Regions from separate parts of the Homo sapiens genome. Here region 1 is linked to region 2. Evidence: chromatin loops called from intact Hi-C (ENCODE). Cell type or tissue: Calu3. All regions are shown on one strand. Links, peaks and the distances in the headings refer to the core of each region. The heading gives the core; the rest is flanking DNA. Region 1 overlaps IL1RAP (interleukin 1 receptor accessory protein). Region 2 has its middle 14 kb from the start of CLDN16.

What was found. Hi-C counts contacts between places; a loop is a spot of excess contacts. Peaks named below come from ENCODE experiments on the same cell type or tissue, not always from the same donor. Only the 100,000 strongest peaks of a DNase experiment are listed, where the experiment ranks them.
Region 1: a loop joins it to region 2, with 3 times the contacts of the local background. A loop is called at or near these places in 1 of 110 quality-filtered maps.

The regions. Positions count from the first base shown.
Region 1 is chr3:190,559,313-190,562,125 of GRCh38, reverse strand. All of the region lies in intron 2 of IL1RAP (interleukin 1 receptor accessory protein), which reads right to left. Among named protein-coding and RNA genes, the nearest start is that of IL1RAP, 47 kb to the right of the region's middle. In Calu3, for the core only: no CTCF peak of the experiment used is centred there; a DNase peak (open chromatin) is centred at 1,465.
Region 2 is chr3:190,372,822-190,375,634 of GRCh38, reverse strand. It overlaps a transcript of CLDN16 not described here. Among named protein-coding and RNA genes, the nearest start is that of CLDN16, 14 kb to the left of the region's middle. In Calu3, for the core only: no CTCF peak of the experiment used is centred there; a DNase peak (open chromatin) is centred at 1,204.

The DNA of each region.
Region 1 (2,813 bases), core at 148-2,647, 190 kb before region 2:
ATAAAGAACTGAGTTTTGCTCAAGCACAAGGTTTTAGAAAAAGAACTACAGAAGATTTTGTTGGAAAGCAGACAGTGGTAGAATCATAATATGGCAAAGCCTTAAATAACAGGCCAAAGGCTTGGGATTTAAAGAGCAAATAGGGAGTCACCAAAGTTTTCTGAGTAGGGGAGCAACATGACCCTCAAATTGTACTTTATAGAGCACTGCCAGGCGCGTATTAGATAGATGGCTGCTAAATTCTGTCTTGAAGTCATTTTGGCTCCTGAATCTGTTATCACAATAATTGCTATCTTCCTAGCTTTGTGACATCTACAGACTTGATCAGCATGCAACCTATATCTTCATCCAAGTCATTAATAAATGTAATTAATAATTCTGCATTAAACTTGCCAGCAAAGAGCAACTAGAGATTTCACTGCATTCAGGGAACCGTAATTTCAGCCCCACTTCTCAGCTATGCTAAAGCAATACGCCCTCCCAAATTGCTGTCAGCTATTTAAAAACCCCCACATACCTCTAGATTTTCCCAGTTTGCCTGTTTATAAGCTGCTGAATTCCTAAGGCAACATTTATAAGACATTCTAATTAGTGTGATTGAGGGCCTTAATTGATATTCCCAAGAGTAACTGGATTATGCTGAAGGCAGCAAAGAGTCAGGTCACCAAGGCAAAGCTAATCTAAAGATAACCTGTCTGCGAACACACATCCAGGGCCAGTCCTGCCCTGTGATGAATTAGAATAAAGCAGACTGAAAAGGAAACGTGATTGAACAGGCTGGTTTTGACAGATTAAAGGTACCAATGTTATTGGGAGGCGCCTGGCTGATCTGAAACCTCTCAGAGAATGCTGGGTCATTTAGCATTGTCTTGTATTCAGCCTTAGAATTTTATTATCGTAAAGAGTAATACACTTTTGGTTGTTGCGTCTTAGAGTGAGAGGGTGCTGGGTCAGAGATGGAGGAACTGTCAGAAAGCAAAGGGACGTGGGTAATAAACACAGATTCTCAGTGTCTAAATTAGAGCTTAGCTTTAGATTATTGCAATGGGGCCTAACAGACCCTGCTGTTGCTTCAGATGATTCTAACCTACATATAATATCTTCCCAGCCTTTCCTGCATTATCCGTGTAATTTACTGCATGATAATCCTCATGCTCCCTCCCTTATCTTTTGGTACATCTCTCATATTTAATCCTATTGTTTCCCAGTATATCAACTTTAATGACTATATCATTTAGCAAGAAGATTTAAAATGTACTTAGTTCTCTGTAATCGACGACAATGTTAAAGATGGGTCTTCACGTGCTCAGCACCTTAACATCTACTTCCGCATATGAAACTTTTTATCGTCTGCATTCTCTAGACTTGGTAATCATTAGCATCTCCTTATCTGCATCACTCTGACCACTGAATTCTCTCACCTAGCCCGCAGGTGACAGGCTGAAACTAGGTTTGCTGTGCCAAGGGTGGGATTTGCCATGAATCACCATTTGTTCTGCCTGCCTTCCGCTCAGCAGCACTTCACCAGATCACAGGACTGGATTTGTCCCTCAGTTTCCTGATCCCATATATAGCTCTATACTCAGAAAACACCCACTTAGGCCTTCAGCCTGGTGCTCGTCAGCACCCTCTTCCAGGAGCCTACCTTATGTCCCTGTAAAGACTTGCAGTCAGCTAGATAAACCTCCTATAACCATGAAACTGCTAAACCTGCTTCATTCTGCCATGGTTGACTGACACCCTTTTCTATGACCTGCCCACTGAAAACTACGACCATTCGCACTTTTGAAAACTTGGCCATTCACGCCAAGGAATACACCCCAGAAGGCCATCCCCATAAAAGGTCAACCCTGTAGTCAAATCACTTCCTTGAGTCCCAATCCTGCCCTAATCCCATTCAGATCTTTCCTTTTATTTTCTCTAAGTTACTGCAAAAAGTCTGAGTAGGTCTGGCATTTCTGTGGTTACCTAAGATACAATGAACAAGCCTTTGAAGAAAACAGGAAAAGCTACTAATTATTCCATTCTACACAAAAGGGATAGCATTTAGTAAGACATGAGAGTTATTTTCATCATCAGTCTTTTGTGGAGTTTACAGGGCTTTTTTTGAAAATAGGATCCTTGTGCAGAATATTTCAAATCTAATATTTATCAGCAAATGAAAGTTTTGGCAAAGTGACATGGAAGACTCTGATTTGGGGTAAAATGAAGTAAATATTCTTCATCCTGTCTTTGCAGTTATAAAACGCGGGCATATTTGATGGAACAACTGTTTGAGGATTCTAAAAGTAAAAAATAAGGCATTCTTTTCAATAGGACATTCACCAGATACACCGTATCATGTATCATAAATCAAATTTTAACAAATTTAAAAGAATTCAAAGTATGTTCTCTCCCCATAGAATTAAACTAGAAATCAATAACAGAAAGATAATAGGAAAATCTCCAAACACTTCAAAATTAAAATACATGCCTTAAAATAAAGTATATATGGGTTGAAAAGAAAGTTGTAAGGGAAATTAGAAAATATTTCTAACTTGACAAAAATAAAATAAAACATACCAAGTGTGTGGGATGCAGCTAATGTAGTGATTAGAGGATAATTTGTAGCACTAAAGGCTTATCTTAGAAAAGAAGAAAGATAGCAAGCCCATAATCTAATCTTCCACTTTAAGAAACTACAGAAAGAAGAATAAATGAAACAAGCATAATAAAGGAAATTTTATAGAGTAGAAATCAAATAATTTCAAAACAGGAAATATATACATATAGAAAAATAAAGAAACCAAAAGTTAGTTCTTTGAAAAGAACAA
Region 2 (2,813 bases), core at 78-2,577:
AATGCATTAATGAATATCTGGTTTTACTTACATCTAAAATTTCAAGTAGTACCATAACAACCTGTTTTTTAACCCCCTGCTATCTGCTTTGTGTAGCAATGTCTAAATCTCTCAACTGGAACTAGGATCAACCATAAAACAAATTGGTTTCTTCCTGCATGACCCATAGTCATGTATGAGGTACTTCCTCTTAATTCCAGCATGTGATCTTTTTTCATCTGAGTTCCTGCAATGGCCAATAGCTTTCTCTAGATCTGTAGCCATTCTACACTTGCAGCCTTGGCATTCCAAAGAGCCTAGAGGCTGAAGCAAAATTAAATACCAAGTTGGAAAACAAAATGAAACAGCCTAAATCCCCTTGGTCAGTTAACATTTGCAAAAATGCTGTCAGTAAGTTATTAAACAAAGATTATTTCTTTGACCTTAAGGAATTATATATGAAAGAAAAAAGTAGGGTTATCTTATCACTTCTCCTAAAGTGCATCTCACCAACAGGAGTTTAAACATCCCTTCTGAATAAATAAAAATGAGGGATGAAGTGCAGGAGATAGACAAATAAAAAGATAATTCCTTGCAATAACACACAAGGTACCTTTAAAAGTTTTATAAGTATATGCCTCTTTTTATAAGGAAATATAGTATAGATATAAATCCAAGATACTTGTAAATCTAATGCCATGTAAACTTATTTAACTGTTCCCTATTCTCTACCTTTATTTTTAAGATATCAAGTCCTATTTACTCTCTGCTTATATTCTCATTAGTAATACTTAAAACTAGACCAAAAATAGTAATAAAAATCGGCACACAATACATGTAGAATTTTTGAAATATTGTTTTAGGTTTAGTAGCCTTGGTCTTTTTAAAAACAAACTTTCTTTTTTGTTTATTTTAACTAACAAGTGTTGTTGTTCTTTTTGAAAATAAATGATGGAAAACTGAAGAAGTAAGATTGATAAATGATATGCCTGGATCTATCTAGAAAGCTAATGTCTAGATGTGGGAAAAAACTGAAAACTTAACATGCTGACCTTCACATGCTGTATGTGTTAGATCCAACCACAAGAGAATGGTTTTCCAAACAGGTGGCCAACAACGAGTTCAGTCCTGCAGAGTGATAAAGAATGGATTGTTATAAGGGTGTTAGGGCAGGAAAGGGAAGCAAACACTTAGCTTGCCACTCCCTTAAATGGCATCTTTTATGAACTTTGGCATCCTTTGTAAACTTTTTCTGGTCAAAAGCAATTCATGGAACTTGTTGATAACTTACACATTTGGCCCTGTGCAAATTAAGGGTCTCTGACTCTGCTTCAGGGAAAACCACACACACACACACACACACACACACACACACACACACACACAATGTTTTTCAGGGCTGGAAGGAAAATAGAGAAAACCAATGACTCCACAGATTGATGATTCCATTACTCATATGGTAGACTATTCTGGATTCTTGGAATCTGGAGATTTTTACTTGCATTTTGATCTCTCCAAAACCTTTCTATGACTGAGTTCTATGTTTATATGACATAAAACCCAACGAGCTAAAATTTTGCTGCTTAAAATTCCTCCTCATTTTTTTTTATCATTCAGAAGAAAATATAAGCATTTGGGGCTAAACTTCAGCCACTGAGAAGTTTCTTCCATCCAAATGGAGAAAAAGGGGAATTCAGAAGTTTCCTAACAAGTAAGATGAGTCTTTTACTTGCAAGGGAAATGTATAAGGATCTCTCAGGTCTCTTGCCAGACCACCAAAACAATACTGATCTGTTTTCTTTTTTTTTTTTTAATATGGGCACATTATAGGCAATTTAAAATATATACCACTATCATCTATATTTCCTACATCATTGACTAGCTCTGAAGAATTTCTTCATGCAATAAAAATGCGTCCTGAGCGCTGGACTAGCTATTGGATAATCAGTGATGACTGACACCTGTTCTCTAAGAGCTCACAACCTGTCTTGATAGATTAAATAATCTTATCTTAAATAATGCACAACAGCATTATTTAAGGCAATATAAATTAGTTAAATGCAATGCATTATAACTATATTTGAGGCCTAACCACTCAAACTATACTTAACAAGTTTAGTAAAGAATAGTCTTTCTTACAGCCTTTATGTTAAAAAAGCATTAAGTCAAAATTTCTTTGCAGCTTTTCAAGAAGATTGAGAATCAGAGAACAAATGTATTTGTTCTAAATGAGTTACTCATAAAATTATATGTTCTTAGCTTGTATGATTAATGAAACTGTTCATAAAATGCTGCTGTGGTCGTAGGTGTAAAGTAAGAATTTGCTGGCTAATAGGCCCAGTGACTCCCTGAGGATGAATGAGGGACAAGGAGCAGATTGGGTGAGTCAATGGACTAAGGCTCTAGAAACCCTGCAACCCCTGCTGAAACAGATATTTATTATGTTAGAAAAATCATATCACTGCCTTGAGCCTCATTTTCAAAGTATAAGGAGAAAGGGAAGGGACTTCTCAGCTGTTAAAATTCTTATACTAAATTGGATTTCCTAAATGCTACAAATGTCAGATAAAGAACACCTGAGAGACAGAGCAGGTAGGCTATGTCAGGGACTGGAAGGCAGAACAAACAAAGGGGCTGCCCTTTGAAGAGTCAGGCAGATTATCAGCATGTACAGTAAGGATTCCGACACAGGCAGAAATGCTAGAAGGAAGAAAAAGATGAGGGGTTAAATGGCTGGGGTCAATAGTCAGGAAACAGGAACTGGGCTCCATGGAGCTAAAGATTCAGGCTCACAAAAGCAGATCAGATACAGGTACAAGCCCCTCGTATTGGGA